Linked DNA regions of Homo sapiens: region 2 is linked to region 1. A link is a contact called in ENCODE Hi-C or POLR2A ChIA-PET data. All regions are on one chromosome and are shown on one strand. The core of a region is the stretch at or near the end of the contact, and the rest is flanking DNA. Distances in the headings are between cores, read along the strand shown.

Region 1 (2,910 bases), core at 70-2,569:
GGGCTGGGGGCCAGTTGAGAGGAGAGTGCCCATCGATAGGTGTCCTCATCTGCAAGGGGAGGCAGTGACTCTCCTGGGCGCACAGGGTCCCGTGGGTGAAGCAGCTGGTCAGCCTAGCACTGCTGACTGCTCTGCAGGGCACCAGCCCCAGGACAGGTGCCAGAGGTGCAGGGAGTGAGGGGGCTGCTAGCCCCACCAGGGGGCCCCTCCCTGGCACCACCAGCCCCTTTCCGGCGCAGGCACTGCAGGGCCTGAGCACCTGAATACCTCACCAGAGGCAGGCCCTGCGTTGGTGGTGCCCAAGGATCAAGGAGAGGCTCCAGCAGCCTAGAGGCCTCCCCAGGAGGAAGCGAGCAGAGCCCTAGCGATGCTCCCTGCCCACCTCGCAAGTGGAGTCTTCTTAGGGGGCTGTTGGGGGATCGATGACGTCAGGGAGGCCACGGGGCTTTGTAGTGCCAACGACTAGTAGGTTTATTTTGAGAAAGGAGTTGAGCTGCAGCAACAGAAAAGAAGGATCTGGCACCTGTGGAGGGTGCCGCGGGAACCCCCTGGGTGGGGTTGCACAGACGGCCGCGGGCCTGGCGCTGTCCGGGGGCTGGCTCGCTCGCCCATGGCCTCTCCCCACCCCGCCTCAGTCGCACGGCGAGGAGCTGCGCTTCGTGGAGAACGGCTGCCACGACAACCCCACGCTGGACGTGGCCAGCGACAGCCAGTCGGAGATGCAGGAGAAGCACCCCAGCCTGAACGGCGGCGGGGCCCTCAACGGCCCGGGGAGCTGGGGGGCGCTCATGGGGGGCAAGCGGGACCCCGAGGACTCGGACGTGTTCGAGGAGGACACGCACCTGTGAGCGCAGCCGAGGCGCAGGCCGAGTGGGCCGCCAGGACCAAGCGAGGTGGACCCCGAAACGGACGGCCCGGAGCCCGCACCAGCCCCGCGCCTACCCGGGCCGCCCCCGCGGCCTGGCCCTCGGCGCGGGCTCCTTCCCGCTTCCCCCGACTTCACACGGCGGCTTCGGACCAACTCCCTCACTCCCGCCCGAGGGGCAGGCCTCAAAGCCCGCCTTGGCCCCGCTTTCCCGCCCCTGAACCCCGGCCCCGCGGGCGGCGGGCGGCGCTTCCTGCGCCCCGGGACTCAATTAAACCCGCCCGGAGACCACGCCGGGCCCAGCGCGTCTGCCTTCTTGACTCATTCTTATTTCCGGGGTTGGGGCGGGGCGGGGCGGGCGGGGCACCCCGGGGCAGGGGCGGGGCCGCGGGGCGGGGAGGCCGGGGCGGGCGGGTCCTCCGGACGCCGCTGCAGAGCGGGGCGGGGCGGGGCTGAGCGTGTTTACATCCGCCGGGTGCGCGGCTTCGCCGCCCGAGGTCGTTCGGCTCGGGTACCATCCTCCGCGCCATGGACACCAGCGACCTGTTCGCCAGCTGCAGGAAGGGGGATGTGGGCCGAGTGCGGTGAGGACCTCGCAGTCCCGGGGAGGGTGCGGGAGGTGGCCGCCCTCGGAACGCCTCGGGCCCTGGGACGGGCGGCTGGGCGGCCGCGGAGAGGCGGGCGCCTCTGCCGGGTCACAGCCCTCGGAGCGCCCCCGCGGGGCAGACCACCCGGACCCCCGCCGCAGCCCCCCAGCGGAAGCGCGCTGGGGCGGGGACACTGATGGCCATTGACCCCCGGAGGGCTTCCTGTAAGAAGGGACTGCTCAGCGGAGGCCCGAAGGCGCAGAAGTGGGCGGAGAGAAGGCGGGCCACTGTTCGCCCTGGTAGGGCCCGGACGTCAGACCCCCCGGGCGCAGGGCGCGGGTATAGGCCTGGGACTCCAGACGTGGCCCCTTTCTCTCGTGCTCTCTGGACCTGGCGCGGGGAACACCTAGAGCCCATAATCGGCCTCCGGTCCCTGAGGATTCGGAAACTCCTGACGCAGCTAAAGTGAATCTGGCGCTGAGATGCCCCCTCCATGGGCCGGACGCGGAGGGAAGGGGTGCCCAGTTGGGTTCTGGGGCCCTTCCCCTCCTTGGGCTTCCACTATCCCGTTTGACCTCCTTTTTTCTTGGCCCTTCCTCCCCCTTGACCTGGTGCTGACTGACTGCTTCCACCTCCCCTGGGCTGGCGCCGGGCTGCTGTACTCCCGTAGCCTCCCTGGGCCGCTCCCTGACATCCCGTGCCACTCAAGAGTTAGTGCATAGTGTCAACGCTGAGTGGGTTCACAGCACTTCCAGGTGCAGCCTGGAGGCCTCCTTTGGGCTGCCCCCGCCTCAGTGGGGCTGCATTAGCATTGGCGACTCCCCTCGCTCACCTTCCGCATCCCATCAGTTGCTGTATCCCGCGACTCCTGCCTCCTAGAATTGTGTGCCCTCCACACCATCAGGAGGCCTGCAGCAGCTTTTTCCCGGGCTCCCTGCTTCTAACAGGGCCAGCTTCTTCCTGCAGTAGAGAGCTCTGGTGGGAGTGAAGGCTCCATCACCTCCTCTCCCAAACGCTGAAAGGCCAAAGGTCCAGCCTCGGCACTGGCTCTGGCTTCTGTCCCTGTAGCCCATCGTCCCCCAGCACTGATAGCACACAGTGTCTGCCTGTTCGACCCCACCTCCACATCCTTGCCTGCACTTTGCCTTGAGTGCCTCTCCTGCTCTGGTCTGCCTGTCACCTGCCCTCACCTGGGGGAGGCTTCCCCATACCAAAAGGGATGTTTTCTCTCCGTTCCTTTCCACGGGCCTTCTTTCTCAGACCATGAACCCGTCCTGACCCAGGCTCTGACCTCCTTCCTGCCCAGGTACCTGCTGGAGCAGCGAGACGTGGAGGTGAATGTGCGGGACAAGTGGGACAGCACCCCCTTGTGAGTGCTGGAGAGAGGGGTGGGGAGGGTGGGGGTTGGTGCACCCCTTCAGCACTGAGGACTGCCTCCTGTACTTCCTTCCTCCCTTC
Region 2 (2,769 bases), core at 15-2,514, 1.1 Mb after region 1:
TGAAAGCAGAGAAAGAGTGGACTTACCCCAGAGGCGGATGGTTCTGCAGTGTGCAAGGCCATTTCAGAATACACATAGAGAAAACAGGAGAATAGGTGGTGAGGGTTTTGGGGAAAGAGCCAATTTTGGTTGAAAAAGTAGGGGAAACCCCAGACATTGTACCATCTCAGGGTTGAGACTGCTTGCCTAGCTTTTGAGATTTTTTTTTTCCCCAGACCCCTCAACTCCTGAGATCTTATCGGGAAGCTGCTGATCACCAGTTTTAGGTGTTTTTATCTATTGGGAGACTGCCTTTCTCTGGTCTGGCTGCAACCAATTATTATTTTAGAGAGACAGCTTAACCTGACAACCACGTCATGGTTGCCTCACATTGCTGGTCGGGGAGTGGCCCCTCTCCTGCCCTGCTCAGGTCTGACTACTTACTGTAACAATTGCAAGGTTTTTGGATGGAACAATTGAAAGAATGGAGCTTGCATGAACCAAAATAAGAAAAGACTATGAGAGGGCATTGTTGAAGATGGAGGCAAAAATTCTGAGTGGATCCTGATGTGTTCGGATGGGGCTGGTGCTTGGGAGGCTGCTCTGTGCTTACAAGAAGAGTTCTACCCGGTCCATCTTTATCACATCTTCTCTAATACTAAGTTCAGAGAGGCTTTAGCTCATTTTCCATTTTCTTGGGCTGTCTCCTCTGCCAGACAAAGTGCCTATTTCTCCTGTCTCTATCACCGAGCCACACAATTGCTGTAGTCATTTGCAGTCTACTAGAACGATAACACATATTGGCATCAGACAGATCTTGGTTCAAAACCTCGCTCCACCAGTTTCTGTGTTGAGCTAGACCAAGTGACATGATATACTGAGTCTCAGTTCCTTATTTGTAAAATGGTGATAATAATTTTTGGTTAAGTAATTAAAGTAAGGATAAATGATGCCTTTCGAAGAAGGACACAACTGGAATGGCCAGTTTACCCCTTGTCCCCTCTTCGGTGGCATTATTTATTCTGGAGTAAGGAGGGATGGCTGAGGGAATCTGTCTGTGGGTCCAACATGGCGCCGTCCTGCTCCTTGTATGAGCCTCAAAGATGGGGACAACCATTTGGGGGCAGACATGTTTGTAGCACGAGATCCAGGCTCAGTCCCGAGGCAGCCGGAACGTGACGCAAGGTTGAGGCGGGGCTCCTCCCCCGCACCCTGGCGTCGAGCGTCTCGTGACAGGTACTTCCGCTCGGGGCGGCGGCGGTGGCGGAAGTGGGAGCGGGCCTGGAGTCTTGGCCATAAAGCCTGAGGCGGCGGCAGCGGCGGAGTTGGCGGCTTGGAGAGCTCGGGAGAGTTCCCTGGAACCAGAACTTGGACCTTCTCGCTTCTGTCCTCCGTTTAGTCTCCTCCTCGGCGGGAGCCCTCGCGACGCGCCCGGCCCGGAGCCCCCAGCGCAGCGGCCGCGGTAAGCAGCGGGCCCAGCCCGGCCGGCGGCCTGGCCCCATCCCCCCCCTCAGCCCCTCGGTCGCCAGGGCCTCGCGTCCTCCCTGTCCTCCTGGGCAGGCTCCAGTCCCAGCCCTGGCCACGCGGGCACACCCGGCATCGCTCAGGCCCCCGGAGCAGGCCAAGACCCCACCCGGCTTGGAGAGGTCGGAGGTCGTCGGGCGTGACCTCTGGCCGGGTTGCCCGCCCCGGCCACCCGTCTCGGACGCTCTGTTTACTGTTGGCCTGGATCTCAGAGACCCGAGAGGGTTCCTTGACTTGGGCGGCCCTGCGCCGCGGCAGGACGCGCTGGCCAGTGGAGTTCCTTAGCGCGGCGAGCAGGAGGGTGTCAGAGCCCACGCCGCCCGCCGCCGTGCCCACCCGGCGGGCATGGGTCACAGGCGCTGGGGGCCGAGCCGCGTTCCCATCCGGTTCTTCAGTTGAACAGCCTGACCCTGTTAGTGGGAGTTCCCTGACGGCAACTGAGTCAAGGCAGTGAGTCAGGTCACGTGCGCTGGGCTCGCCTCGACACTTGTGTACATTGAGGCGCCTCTGGCGCTGGGAGACAGGGAGCTTTTTGTCCTAGGCATGTTACGGTAAATCCTGAGAGAAGTTTTTCAACTTAATCGAGGAAAGATGGTAGTTGGATGTAGAGTTGTGTTTCCATTCCGACCGTGTTTGGGGCCTCTTTCTGCATTCATTTTAGGCTTGATACCTAATGGGGTCATAAGGGGAATATTGAGAATATTGACAGCAAATATTTGAGCGTTTATTGTATGCTAGGCAGCGTGGCAAGACCTTTTAACAGATCATTATGTTTAGTTCTTTGAACAACCCTCTGAAGTACCACTGTTGTGCCCACTTAACACAGTGGGAAGTTGAACAGAGAGGCTAAGCCATTTGGCCAAGGTCACACAGCTAATAAGTTACGAAGCAGAGATGCAAGCCCAGGCAGTCAGACTCCAGAGCACTGTATTAAATTTCTAGGTTGTACTGCTTTCACGTACCCCTGAAGCTTGCTGGTTTATCTTTTGCTACCTGGTATCTGTACCTCAGTGCCTCCCACCACCTCCTTTCTTTCTATTGATGTCATTTGAAAGTCTTTCTGGTAGCATCAGTTCTCCCTTAAAGCCATAAGAAATGCCGTTTGCGACTTATCACACATATTGTGGTGTAGTGTCACCGAATTAGGAGCTCTTGAATACCGGCAGGGTACTTAACTGAGGTTTGAAAAATTTTGCAGGTAGGCCTGGCAAACCTGCCTAGTGAACCTTTCTTACAACCTTAGTTGATGGCTGTCCAGCCGGCTGG

Evidence for each region. A loop is a pair of places that touch in the nucleus more often than their neighbours do. ChIA-PET counts read pairs that join two places held with the same protein, here RNA polymerase II (POLR2A). Pooled maps may share reads with other maps.
Region 2: a loop to region 1 is called in a map of CD4-positive, alpha-beta T cell, with 5 times the contacts of the local background. The contact joins the promoter of RAB7A here to the promoter of ABTB1 in region 1. A Hi-C loop is called at or near these places in 1 of 168 maps with a recorded cell type or tissue (CD4-positive, alpha-beta T cell) and 2 of 50 pooled maps. POLR2A ChIA-PET finds 5 or more read pairs at or near these places in 1 of 52 experiments (MCF 10A).

The regions. Positions count from the first base shown.
Region 1 is chr3:127,671,633-127,674,542 of GRCh38, forward strand. ABTB1 (ankyrin repeat and BTB domain containing 1) reads left to right here and starts at 1,320. Exons shown (of 12, transcript NM_172027.3): 1 at 1,320-1,449; 2 at 2,759-2,821. The coding sequence starts at 1,394. PODXL2 (podocalyxin like 2) reads left to right here. Exons shown (of 8, transcript NM_015720.4): 8 at 636-1,170. The coding sequence ends at 848. RefSeq lists silencers at 602-681, 692-1,291, 1,432-1,691.
Region 2 is chr3:128,724,919-128,727,687 of GRCh38, forward strand. It overlaps RAB7A (RAB7A, member RAS oncogene family), which reads left to right and starts at 1,265. Exons shown (of 6, transcript NM_004637.6): 1 at 1,265-1,441. RefSeq lists enhancers at 989-1,118, 1,148-2,132 and a silencer at 1,399-1,688.